2 separate regions of the Homo sapiens genome follow, and region 2 is linked to region 1. Evidence: read pairs that join two places in POLR2A ChIA-PET (ENCODE). Cell type or tissue: PC-9. All regions are shown on one strand. Each heading gives the region's core, and the rest is flanking DNA. Links, peaks and the distances in the headings are about the cores only.

Region 1 (11,900 bases), core at 4,874-7,373:
CCAAGTCAGTGTTCAAATTTCCAATTATCTCTTACAACATATATGTGTTTTAAGTTGTTTGAATAAGAATCCAAAGTATACACATCTACGTTGGCATATATGTTTTGTATTTTGTTGTTGTTTTTTGGTTTTTTTTTGAGACACAGTTTCGCTCTGTTATCCAGTCTAGAGTGCAGTGGCACGATCTTGGCTCACTGCAATCTCCACCTCCCGGGTTCAATAGATTCTCGTGCCTCAGCCTCCCAGGTAGCTGGGATTACAGACGCCCGCCACCACACTCGGCTAATTTTTGTATTTTTAGTAGAGACGGGGTTTCACCATGTTGACCAGGCTGGTCTCGAACTCCTGACCTCAGATGATCCACCCACCTCAGACTCCCAAAGTGCTGGGATTACAGGCATGAGCCACTGCGCCCAGCCTGTTATTCTCTTTTAAGATATAAGTTCACTCTCCATGTCTTTTTTTAATTCTTTGCAATTTATTTGTTGAGGATATCAAGTTGTTTGTGGATACTATAGTTCCCCATCATCTAGATTTTGCTGATTGCTCTCTATAATATAGCTATATGTCCCTGTCTCCTCTGTATTTCCTATACATTGAGAGTGAGAGGTAGAGGTGGCTGGATCAAATGTAGTTCTTTTATTTTTTGGTGTATTCTTTTATCGGGAACTAATAATGTTCACTTGACTCTCCTTTTTTGATGTGAGCAGCCATTGACACTCAATACCCAGACTCCTTAATGTTTCAGCTAAAATTTAGAAAGTCTACACCACAAATTTTAAATTGATGTGACAAGTCTAACTGAATATTTTCTAATGTAACAAATCTCTTAAATATTACAGATACTTAAAAAATTGACTGTACATACATTATCCCAATGGTTATAAAACTTACTCCACAAATTGTTTTTACTATGAGTTTGGCTTATTCCATCATGTCTGTATTTAATTCTGAATGTTCCAAGGATGAAAAAGACTCACTAAAGAAAACAAGTGTCTTGTCATGACAAATTTAATGAGTTAATTAACAGGGCCTTTACACTTACCCAAATAGAAAGCTAAGCATATATAAGTTAAATTTTTAATTTTCTATTTTTTTAAAGTGAGTTTATTAGATTAACAGTTAGTCCCTACCTATATTTACCATCTCAAGTAGAGACTGAGACAGATATCCATGACAGTTCTTCCTGAGTTACAAATGTATCCACTGAGCCCATTTTATGGTTTTAGTGATAAAAAGTCACTTCCAGCCCACATTCTTCAAATGTGGTGAAACACACATTTTACAACCAGCATCTCTTGTTCAAGTAATATTCTTTCCTAACTCTTTAAGGAGTTTGACTATGGGACATGAGAGTGATATAATCATATTTTTGTGTTAGAAAGATGGCAAAAGTTGGAGAAGGGACTATCAGGATAGGGAAGAGAAGGAGTAATTCTGATTACCAGGACACTGACCAGATGACTACTGCAACAGTCCACTCCAGAGATAATATAATCCTATTTTTGTGTCTAGCGGGAGAGACGAGAAATGGAAGAGGGAAGTAAATTAGTATGGGGAACTGGTGTAATTTGATGATTGATTTGACATGGAACTGAAGATGAGTGACAAACAAAGGATGAGTTGCTGCTTGATAGATATGTGAATTGTGGTGCCATCCACCAAGAAAAGAAACCTAGTAGGGAGAGCAGGTTTAGGCTGGGCTAAAAGGAGGGAACCTCAGTTTCTGAGATGATAATACAGAACTGGCTGTAGGACACCCAAGATGTATATATTTGAATCGGAATCTCAGAAGAGAAGGCTGGGCTAGAGATTTCAACATGGAATTTGCCAACATTAAGATCATATATAAAGCTATGGAGGTACATAAAACCATTTAGGAAAAACTGCAAAGTGAAAAAAGAAGAAGAGAACCAAGACCAGAACACAACAGAACATCATCATTTAAGAGAAGGCAAAAGAAAATAAACCACAAAGAAAATTGTGAGGTAGTAGCCAGAGAGACAAGAAGCGAGCCAGGAGCTATTTCTCATGGAAACAAACAAAGGAGACTCAAAGAGGGCAAAATGGCCAATACTGTCCAGGGCCACAAAGCAATCAAGTGAGATGCAGTTTGAGAGGGTCCAGTGGATTTGGTAGCTAGTATTTTTAAGAATACTCTCAGGGAAGAAGTGGCAATAGGGGAAAGATTGCAGTCGGGAAAGAAATGCGTGAGAGAAGAGGAAGTAGAGTCAGTGAATAAAGACAATTTTTTCTTAGCTTGGCTGGATAAAGGAAGAATATCTTGTGGTAATGTGAAGAATTCACAGAGGTAAAGTGAAGTGTTTGTTTCTTATGAATGGCAGTAACTTGGGCTGAGGGAGAAAACAAAGAATGAGAGATTTAAGGGCAAAGAGTGAAGTAAGGAGAATATAAGTAATAAAGCAACACATGGAAGAAAGGGGGTAATCAATGGATTCTCAGAAAATTACTGAGAATTCAGATCAAATTCAGAATACAGGTGCAGAGAGTAGAGAGAAGGTAAGGATGAGTATAACTGCAGATGAGTTTGTGGGTTAAGAAAATGTATTTTCTTAAGAGAGCTCACACCTAATGACTGCTGCTTCATCAGTGAAAGAAGAAACAAGGTCATCTGATTATAGGGGAGTGGAGAGGAATCACACATTGAAGAAAGTGGTAAACATTTTTAATAGGTATGGAGAAGGACAACGCAAGAGAAGGCTGACTACACAAAAAAGAGTGATGGGATTGTAGAAAAGCAGGGGGGATACAGCTGAGATTTAATACCAATTGTTTGTAATGTCCAGAGTCAGTAAAATTGACGGCCATTTTCTCCAGCTATGTTAATTAACTGAGAATAGGAATAGAAAATATAAATGGTCATATACATAATTAGGGATTTGTAAGGCCCAGGTATTGATAATGCTATTAAGGGCAGTTGGAGTGAAGCCATTGGAATGAAGCACCTTGGAGTTCAGGGTGATAAAAGTGAAGCCAAGACAAAAGCATCTGGAGAAAAGGAAGGAGTCAGGGATTGGAACTATGTAAGTTTTTTTTTTTTTTTTCTGAGACAGAATCTTACTCTATTGCACAGGCTGGAGTGCAGTGGTGCGATCTTAGCTCACTGCAACCTCCACATCCCAGGCTTAAGCAATTCTCCTACCTCAGCCTCCTGAGTAGCTGGGGTTACAGACGTGCACTACCATGCCAGGCTAATTTTTTGTATTAGGTCGGTGCAAAAGTAATTGTGACTTTTATCATTGGTTTTATGTCAAAAACCATAATTACTTTTGCACCAACCTAATGTTTTTAGGAGAGACGGTGTTTTGCCCTGTTGCCCAGGCTGGTCTGGAACTCCTGACTTCAAGTGATCCATCTGCCTCAGCTTCCCAAAGTGCTGGGATTACAGGTGTGAGCCATGGTGCCCAGCCCTAGAACTAATTCTCTTTTGTGTGTGTACCATAGAACCAATTAAATGCCCTCATAATCCCAGAATTGAAGTGTTGATTTACTACTAATATAATGGGAAACATATTACCCTCCAGAAGCAACGGATTAATTGTATGAGTCTACTATGAATAGATGGTGCTATACTCCAGTTTCCCAATTCTCCATTTTCTGCCACAGGAGCAGCAGAAGTATAAGGCTAAAGCCTATGCTAGTGATGTCTGAAGCTTTAAATCAGAGCAAAGGTTCAAGAAAAAAGAACAATTCATGAAATAATCCTTTTCCCTTTTTCATTGTAAGGTGAGCATCTACTTGTTCCATGTTCACTGTTTCTTCTTTCTCGTTTTCAGAAGCCCTGTCAATGAAGACAATCAAGATGGTGTCACGCACTCTGATGGTAAACGACAAAAACATATTTTATTTATTTATTTGTAAACTCAGGTACAGAAGTTTGAGCTATTCATTCTTATAGGCTCATTAATGGGTCATTATCATCACTGGTCTGTGCAAGGCCCCTCTCGTTTTATTTGTTTATTCCCTCTTATCCTCATGACTCACTTCCTTTCTCCTCCTTCCTTACTACAGACAAATATTCTAACATATTTAATGTGTATGTGTGTTTGCACAAATTCTTCACATATTGTGACATGTATGCATGTATTTAGTTCACAGAAAGAGTATGTTATAGGTTTCTCTCGTCTTTTTGTACAATCAGCATAATGTGGTTTTGGGGCCCATTCATATCACCATGTGTGTGTTTAGCCTGTTACTGTTAACGACTGCACTGTACTCCATGGTATGCATCCACATTTCACTTGCCTCAAACTCACTGGTACCACAAACAACAATGCAATACACCTTCTTGTATTCATCCCCATGCGGACCTCTCAGAGACTTATCCTTAAGATATATACCCTGAAGTGGAATGGTTGCTAAGAGCTGTGGAATACTTAGGTTGACCGAGTATGACAGGCATGCTCTCCAGAAGAGATGCATCTATCTACACTCTCATCAATCGGTCCTGTTATTCAGCTTTCCATTTTTTTCTTATGTGAATCAAATTATATCTCCTTTTAATTTCTATATCTCTGCTTACTCTTGAGTTTGAGCACTTTATTTGCTTATAAGCCTTTGTGGTTTCTTCTTCTGTAAGTTGCCAGTTTCTACCTTTTGACCATTTTTTGTATTGGGAGTGGTATATTTTTCTAGTTAACTTGTAGGGGTTCCTTTATATTTCAGACATTAATGTCATGTCAACTTCAAACATTGCAAATATCTTCTCCCATTCGGTCAGTTGTCTATTAACTTAGCCCATGCTGTCCTTCATTGAATGTAAATAAATTTTGATATAATCGAATGTATTAATTTTGCCTTGTAATTCATGCTATTTAAGAAGTCTTTTTTCCTAGAAAATAAAAATGTTCTCATTTTTTCCTGTAGACTTTATCACATAAATATATTTAGGTCTTTGATCTCTTTGCAGTCCCCTTTGAGGAGTTAGTAGAAATCCAGAATTGCCTCATGTATGGAGCCAGTTTTCTCCTTACTGTACTCTAAACAATCCATCCTTTTCTCATTAATTTATAGTGCTACCTTTATATTATATCAGCTCTATGTGTGTGTATGTGTATATTATGGGTGTGTTTATGTACATTTGTGTATGTCACTGAATTTTCTGCTCTATTCCATTGGTCTATTTGCCTGTTCTTATACCAACACCACACTGTTTTTATTATTAATATTATTATATTATTGCTCTTAATATTGGATTCTGTTTCAATATTCAGTAATTAGTTTTGATATTACACTGAACTCTTATTAAATTTTTTTAATCCAATTAACTTGATTTGTTTGATACATAAAAACAAATCCTTGGGAACTAATAAGTAAAAAGGTGTGAAACAGTGATTTTTTAATACCTTTTTCCATGCAAGCCCAGAAAACCAAATGGACATCCCTTTTCATAAAGGTAATAAACAGTGTATTAATTATTTTTCGCCCTTTGCATTATTTTATGAAAGCCAATGAAATGATTTTATAATTAAGTCACCAGCACAAATAAAAGCCATAGTAAAGATCTAAAGTACGTATTTGATTTTCTATTTCTGTATCTTTGATAAAGCATAAGTTCTGTTAGATTATGAACTATTTTGAATATTATTATATCATATCCAATAATCTTACATTAAAGTGCTTCCTTATTACAAATGTATTAAATTTTATTTTTTTAATCTTTTAGGTGCTGGAAATCTAGATGAGGTCAGATTTTTTTCTCTTCTCATATTATATTGACATAATCAGAATATTTCACAAGTATTATGATTCACTCCGTATTGGTACAAAACAAACAAATGAAAATCCTTATGAGCAATGATATTTTTCCATTTCTAATCTTATTTCATCTAAAATGCTTAAGATGTTACACACTAGTCATCACACTGACTCATTATAATGCTGTAGTGCTGAACAAACTTAAGTCTGACTACACGTCTGATTTATATAGCAAGATAGAAAAGGAAATTTTGTTTTTGCTTTCCCAGTCTATTTCTAAGGAGAAAAAAAATATTTTAAATAAGCCAAACTTACATACAATAGTTGTTTTACTGAGTATTTGAATTATTCTTTCAAAAATAATTCACAGTATGGCTCCTTTAAGTAGTTATTCCTCTGGACCATTTAATATGTGGTTCAAATTATAAAAATTTACATTGTTGCCTTCATTTTAAGTCTAAGCAATGTAATATGTGTGTCAACTTTTTAAATAATAAAAATTAATCATTATCAATGTTTTTCTTTACAGGAACAAGACAGTGAAGGAGAAACATATGAAGACATGTATGAATTACATTTTTTACCATGACAGTTTTCTTCAAAGATGAATATAATGTTTTGTATGAGGGAGAGTGGGTATATAACAACACTAGGAGGGAAGCTTGATTTGTTCAAATGACTGGCGTATAATAACTTTTATTTCAATTTAAAGGACCCAAAATTATTTAGTTCTCTAAGAATTCTACAAAGGACTCTGTTAAAAAGCTATTGTGTGAGAGGCCAGAGACATGCCTCTGAGATAAACCACAGTCAGGGAATCAGAGACAGAAATCTGATTTCTTACTCTTAGTGTATCCTTGGGCAGATGAGTTAATTTATGTTACGCCTTCTTCACCTGAACAGAGCTCCACCCACGGGGTGCTATGAAAAATAATTTATCATGACGCCCAGAGGTCAGAGTGTCAGCTGCTAAAGTGGAAAGATGTTAAACAAAGAAGTTTCTTGGAAACGAAATTTCTTGGAAAGTGGGTGAAAGTAGAAATGAATATATTATCTTACTTTATCATATGTTGATCTCAGATACCTTAATTTTCTCTACCCAGTGTTTATTCAACCAATTCTGACTCAAGTTTCAGAGCCAAGGTTTATATGTGTACCTGTGAATGCACAGGCACGTGTGCATATGAAAGAGAGAAAAAGAGATGGATTCTATTTATGCGAACATACAGCAAGAATGGGGCCTCTATAAACGGTGGCTTCCACTTGCTGGCACAAGTTGTCAGGGAAAGCAGAGCCTTTGGAAGGTATCCTCAGCAGTGTGCCTCCTACTGGTTTTAAAAATAATCTCACACATTCCGGATTTTGACAACCTTTCGCTTTTTACCTTCAACTGTACTTCAGATACCACCTTTTCTGTTGTGAGTAGAAACTTCTAGGTAGGGAGTTCCGACGCATCAACACCTGCAGATGTGAAAACAACCTAACAATTTTTACTCACAGAGAAGCATCCAAAGAAAGAGAGAAGAAAAGGGAAAAGGAAGAAAAGAAGAGGTTAGAGCTGGAGAAAAAGGAACAGAAAGAGAAAGAAAAGAAAGAACAAGAAATAAAGAAGAAATTTAAAGTAAGGGCTTGCTTGCTAATGAGTGAAAGAATAACATCTTTTTATACCTTTCACACAAAAGGGGTACCATTCTTGAAAACTTACATAGTTGAAGAATTACTTATTCATTATTCTCTAAAGAGTAATTATCTTCATAACAGTACTTTTTTGTCCAATACACCATTTTATCCCTGAACTAATATAATAAAATTTAAATAAATATATTGGTTCATAATTAGTGGACACCCAGGAAATTTTATGTTGATTGAGTGAATGAATATTTACCTTTTCAAACCCATCTTGTCTCTCCCCATAATGCATTTCATATTAGCCTACTTATACTATGAATTAGCATCACACACATAAATATCCCTGTGGTATGTATTATAGGGGGGCATTGGACACAAGTGCCTCCAGGGTGAACCAGACCTGTCTCAGAATAAGATTTCCATGATCTACTCTAATTGCTAGTATCTATACATGAGTTATATTGTTGCCTTTAAGTCTGTGTACATGCTGACTTCTGATAACTGCTGTTTCTCATCCCTCTTTGTCTGTCTGGATTCTGACCTCTGTATTCTCTGATCTCTGGTAATTGTGTGTTTTCTACCATTACTACCACCAGTAAACGCTACACTCAGGGGCTATTTTCTCCTGGCTACACCATCTTTGATGACATGGCTCATCTGGCATGGGTCTGGCATGTCAGACATATTTAGGGTGATTATCTGAATTACAAAATTATTCTTTCAAAAAGAATTCACTGTATGGTTTCTTTAAGTATTTTTATTCCTCTGGAGCATTTAATATGTGGTTCAAATTTCTTTAAAAATGATTTATATATAACTTCCCGGTATATTTATTGCATTAAAGCAAAGGTTCAATGCATGGTGCAAGGAAAATGTATAGCATCAAGTCAGCCAGACAAACTGATTCAAATTCCAGTTGCACATACAAGTTATGTGATCTTGGGCTTCTCACTTAACTTCTCTGAGCCGCTGATTCTTAATCTTTTAAGTAAGGATAAATGATACTACTCCAGAAAGTTTGTTATGGAACTAAAATAATGCAGAGCATACACTGTATCATAAGATTCTCATTTGATTTTGAAAAAGCTTGCTATATGTAAGTAAAATTATGATTACCGTATTAATATTAGAACATTTTACTTATACAGAATGCATGACTACCAATCTTTATATTTTTCAAGTGAAAAATTAATTTCAATTAATTTATGAAAATCTATATCGTAGGCCAGGCGTGGTGGCTCAGGCCTGTAATCCCAGCACTTTGGGAGGCCGAGGTGGGTGGATCATGAGTTCAGGAGATTGAGACCATACTGGCTAACACAGTGAAACTCAGTATCTACTAAAAATACAAAAAACTGGCCAGGCGTGGTGGCGGGCACCTGTAGTCCCAGCTACTTGGGAGGCTGAGGCAGGAGAATGGCATGAACCTGGGAGGCAGAGCTTGCAGTGAGCTGAGATCGGGCCTCGGCACTCTAGCCTGGGCAACAGAGCGAGACTCCATCTCAAAAAAAAATAACAAAAATCTATATAGTATACTTTCCATGAAGAAATTGTAGATTTAAAGGAATTATGTGGGGTTTTTCCATGTTTCTTCTGGAGAATTCAGCTTTACATTATCTCATTCATTCAAATAATATTTTTAGTAAGAAAAGATAGGATATGGAAATCATACCATTAAATATGAACTCAAAAGTCTGTCAAAACTAGGACTTCACCAGCCATATTCCTTTCACAAGATGATAATAGATAATAGGTAAAAAAAATTAAATAAATATGAGAACTGAGCCTCATCAGCATCATGGCATATCATAACTTAACTTACATTATTTTCTTTATTTCTTAGTGGTACATGATAATGATAAATGTTTATAATTAATGCCATCATAAATTCAATAAATTAAAGGTAGAGCTTCTTCAAAAGTCGTCATGCATATTTGCATATCAAAAGATTCAAGAAATTCTGTTGAAAAGACACCAATTTAGGATTAGAAAATTAAGAGTTTAGGATTCATAGTCTAACCAACATCATTATCCTTCTATCAATAAGCCACCATACTGTTCAGAATATTAATTTGAAAAACCTCGTGTAACATTTGCTTGCTATTATTTGATTTACAAGCTTATTTCTGAAATGTTATCTTGTTTATAGCAGGTAATGTCTGCTCCAATTTTACAAACAATGCAAAGGGGAAAAAACTCCATCTTCTGAACAGAATCCTGGCATATTCCATAAAGATACATAGCACACAGCATGGATTGTTGTACATAAACGCTGTTCAGTTATTGGGGGCTGCCTTTGCAGGCCTCTTGCAGAATTCCTAGTCAACAGATCCCTGCCTCACTCTCCTGACCCCATGCACATGTTCACCTGTCTTAGCTGGTCCTGCTTGGCCCCTGTGATTTTTCCCTAACCCCTCCTATAAGAAAAACATTCACCCTCAATTTCTGGTTAAACCCTGTAAATGTTGGTTATAGGTAGCTTAGCAAGTTGTAGACTTATATCTTTCAAAATTGCATTCCTTAAAGATTTTCTAAATTATAAGGAAATCTTTTGTGACTATTTTTTTCTCTTTGCAGCTAACAGGCCCTATTCAAGTCATCCATCTTGCAAAAGCTTGTTGTGATGTCAAAGGAGGAAAGAATGAACTGAGCTTCAAGCAAGGAGAGCAAATTGAAATCATCCGCATCACAGACAACCCAGAAGGAAAATGGTTGGGCAGAACAGCAAGGGGTTCATGTGAGTGCAAATTTCTCTATGGCTTCGAAGTATTTTCTTTGCGAGGCAATATTCAATGTACATATTCCTCCAGAACTCGTCATAGGCATCGAGTTAGGAGTACTTTACAGAGTGGACAAAGGGAGGAAAATGTTAAATGGCAGGTATAGTTCCGTCTTCACCTCATCTGTTATCTATATTGTGGGAAACAACGTACAGTTTTATATTATTCCAGGAGGAACGAACAGCATTAGGTTTTTCATTGATGTTAAAAAGAAAAAATGCTTCATGTGAATCACTTTAGAATATTTAAAATAGAAGGTAGGCTTACATTAAACTACAACAGGATTAGACTTTGACAGAGTACAGTAAAATTTGGGTCTACTTGGGAGGTCTACAAATCAGAACTACAAGAAAATAAATCAGGGGAAAGTTTAAAGAGCAAATGTGCAATTGATATTTTATTCACAACTTTAAAATATTTAAACTACAGTTGCCTGAACATAAATATTTCCCTTTTTGGTAGATGGCTATATTAAAACAACTGCTGTAGAGATTGACTATGATTCTTTGAAACTGAAAAAAGACTCTCTTGGTGCCCCTTCAAGACCTATTGAAGATGACCAAGAAGTATATGATGATGTTGCAGAGCAGGATGATATTAGCAGGTATGTGCAAGTACGTATTGTAGAACAGATCAAACTGTCTCCTTGTCAGAAATTTTGTATATTAAGATCCTAGAATTTTACCCTCCATAACTCCTACTGCTCTCTATCACTAAACTAAATGACCACTTACAATAACCCCAACATGGGTGAAAGGTCGTTTGAAACTCCATAGTCTTTCTTTTGATTATATGCATCAAATACTACTTGAAATATAGTGGGCCATTTGCCAGATCTTGTAAAATGTGTTTTCATTCTAAAACACTTTTATAATGTTCATTATGACTTGATCTTAGGGATATGCCTAATGAAATATGATTTGGTAAAATATGAAGCATAAAATATAAAATTTAGCCCATTTTTTCTCATAAATCTCTGATTCTAAATATATTTGTTGTTATTTTTTGAAAATACGACAAAAAATGATTTTTATGGCAACCCCAGTTTGCTCCTTAAAAGTAAAAACTCCGTTTTTTTATGATCCCTAGGTATCAATTAAGGGTCCAACTTTCCACGGCCCATTCCACTAGATTAAAATGACCTTCACTTCAAGAATTATGGGAACACCTTCCTGGTATAGAGGAACAGAATAGAACATCCTTTCTGGAGGACCAATGAGAGGAGATTGGCCATCCCTCCCTTGTACCTCTCCTTCTCTTCTTTCCTTTCTTAGTCTTCTGCTTCTTTCCTCTCTCCATCTCTCCTCTTCTTCTCTTTGTTCCAGCTCTGATTTTTTGTCATTCTTTTGTCTCTTTTGTACTTTTCCATTCCCTTTCTCCTTTCATTCCTTCTTTCCTCCAACACCTCCGTTTTCAGTTTAAAGCCATAATCCCCTCAAGTTGAAAGGAGGAAAATCTCTGGTCCAGTTCAGAACTTTAGTTTTTTGATGACTACTTTATAAAACTAGGAAACCTCCATTGTGATCCCAAAAAACATCATCTGTGCTAGCTCTTCACCTGGGTAAAACTGTGTCTGCATTCTTCATAACTCAAATTTCAAAGGAAACAATCTTCATTGTCAGCCATTTCTAAAACACCAAATTAGTAATACACTTATAAAGCACATGAAGAATTAAATTTTCCTCTTATGATCTTTTATATCATGGTATCAGTTAAGCTTGTTATGCTGCTTTCTAGCAGTTTTGTCTTTCTAAAATGAATTACAGCCGGCTA
Region 2 (2,500 bases), core at 1-2,500, 1.8 Mb before region 1:
TGTACTCCTGCCTGGGTGACAGAGTGAGACCCCATCTCAAAAAAAAAAAAGAAGAAGGTAATTAGAGTTAGTGACCCCAAAAGAGAGGTAACACAAAATTATAACTACCTTTTACTAAGCATTTACTATGTGTCAGGCACCATGGCAGTTGCTCTGCATATATGCATTATCTCAATTCATACAGCAACACCATGAGATACATGGAAAAAACAATGGCACAGAAAGTTCAAATAACTTGTCCAAGATTATGAACTAATAAATACCAAAGCTGGATTTACGTATAGTCAATTAGGCTCCTACAATTGTGCACCTTCTACCTCTCACAAGGCAATAGAGAAATACGAAGTCTTAGTGTCTACATTTTTTTCTGAACGTGTATAACTGAAAGCACATTATTTGGTGAAAGCAAGTTTAAGTAAGGCTTGGAGTAAGAATCTTAAGCCTAAAAGGAAGATGGGAGAACAGAAGTCCTAATATCATCCCACAAGTGCCAATCCTGACACTTTACCATCACTATGACTATCTCTTGGGGGAGCCTGTAATAAAGATAATGATAATGATGACATCTGTCATTAAACAATGGTTTTCAAGACTGCCTCTAAGGTCAAAATAACACTAATATTATCTCCACTCTAGAGACACAAAATCTGAGAGAAAGCAGTACAAATAGCCTGGGAGTGTGGCCTCCTTCTCATCTGAGTTCCTTATAATCTTGCCATACTTTGAGGAAACTGTGGCAAGTTTAATTTTCCTATTTGTACTGAGAAAGATGATACTTCCCCTCCCCTGAGCACCAAGAGTGAAAAATCTCTTCAATGACTTTCTTAGGATGTACCTCTCCTCCTAGCTTTATGTCAAAAAGCAGGAAAAATGCATCCTCTCAGAGATCTCCTCCCAGACCCTCATCCTCCCAGAAACATGTGCACAGCAGCCAGCATCCTCTTCCCACCATAGTTCACATGCTTGCCAGCTTCCTCAGTCAAGAGATACTGATTAATGCCAGATTACAAGGCACCAAAGATTTAGGAATAAGGCTTCCCAACTTATTCTTTTTTCTTTATTCACCCTACGCTTCTACCAGATACCCAAGCACCTCATCTCTTTCTTCAACTCACATGACCTTCAAATTATCTTACTAGAATATTTTGCCAAGTCCAGTCAGCAAAAATTACTAAGGACAATGTAAAACAGTAGGGTGTGGCATAAAGAATTCTGACCCAGGGCTATGATTCATCAACTGAGCATTTTTGAGATGGCTTTTGCAGGGTCCTGACAAATGGGAAGTTTAGTGCCAGGCTACTGGGTTTACCCACCAAGATATTCTCCATCTCAAGCAACTGGCTCTATGCTTAATCCAAAAAATAAATGAGTAAGAATGGTGTATCTGAAAAGTAATACAAACTTTAATGAATGCTTAGTAATCACTTTGGGTGCTTAATCTCATTTAATTCTGACAGTAACAATAAACAGATAATCTTAGTATCAGTTTACCTGCTATTATCATGCTAATTTTAGAGATGTGGCCAGTAACTTGCCCAAGGTCACACAGCAAGTAGGTGGCCAAAACGAATGAGAATGATCGTATCCACTCAGCAGGACTACTCCCAGTTACCCAGCCTTTTGTAACACTTGTTTCAGGAAAACCTGAAGCACACAGAGCAAGCTCCTTCAACTCACCCTAGTGCTAAGGGACAAAGCAGTCCCTGGTAAAAATAGCCATTTAACTTCTAAATCTCTCGACAGCAGCAATCATGTGTTCCATGCTAACTGCAGAGGGTACTGTGTTCTATGCAACTGCCAGGGGGTCGGGTCTCCATTACCTCAAGTGCTCCAGCTCCTCATCTTCGCATTGTGTGCTTTCTGTCGTTTCTCCAACGCAGGATCTCCCACCCCCACTGGGAGGTGGGTTATTGCATTCACGGCTTCTTGTTTTCTTCCCTTGGACACAGGGGCTCCAAGAGGACCAGCAACTCCAACCTCCATCAACCCCTCCTACAAGATGAGAAAGAGGTTGATCAATAAGTTCTTAAAGAGGGCTTGGGAACTTAGTGCTATGCTTCCTGCTAACAAGTTAATTGGAGGAAGAGATCATTCTGGATATTGATTACCTTCACTCTTCATTGAGGTTTTCTACAATGTTCAGAATGGCTCTACATACAGACTAGGAATGTCCATATTAAGGTTGCATTAGTGAACCTCTTGCAATAATATCCTTAATTTGTTGATTATTTTACAACTGTTTCAAAGCACTTTTACGTACGTTGTATCATTTATTTACTTCTCACAACAGTGAATGGAGGTGGGCAGGAAATGTTACCATTCTATTTAATTAGACAGCAGGAGAGTGTGCTTCCATTTTAACAGATAAGGGGAAATCCAAGCCACAAAGGAATGAATCACAGTCGTAGAATTTTAATTACCAGAACAGGCCACTTGGAGAGACATTTAGGGATAAGGATGCCTTTGTAATGCTTGTATATAAGCCTCTATAGTTTAGTCT

Evidence for each region. ChIA-PET counts read pairs that join two places held together with the same protein. Peaks named below come from ENCODE experiments on the same cell type or tissue, not always from the same donor. Only the 100,000 strongest peaks of a DNase experiment are listed, where the experiment ranks them.
Region 2: POLR2A ChIA-PET joins it to region 1 with 5 read pairs; 1 of 35 experiments calls an interaction of 5 or more read pairs at or near these places.

The regions. Positions count from the first base shown.
Region 1 is chr5:39,133,039-39,144,938 of GRCh38, reverse strand. FYB1 (FYN binding protein 1) reads left to right here. Exons shown (of 19, transcript NM_001465.6): 4 at 3,798-3,844; 5 at 5,687-5,706; 6 at 6,248-6,282; 7 at 7,219-7,339; 8 at 9,925-10,084; 9 at 10,590-10,731. Among named protein-coding and RNA genes, the nearest start is that of RICTOR, 65 kb to the right of the region's middle. In PC-9, for the core only: CTCF peaks have their summits at 6,814 and 7,021 (motif pointing left); DNase peaks (open chromatin) are centred at 5,828 and 6,718; H3K4me3 peaks cover 729 bases; H3K27ac peaks cover 2,031 bases.
Region 2 is chr5:40,958,941-40,961,440 of GRCh38, reverse strand. It overlaps C7 (complement C7), which reads right to left. Exons shown (of 18, transcript NM_000587.4): 12 at 1,821-1,992. Among named protein-coding and RNA genes, the nearest start is that of C7, 51 kb to the right of the region's middle. In PC-9, for the core only: no CTCF peak of the experiment used is centred there; a DNase peak (open chromatin) is centred at 1,180.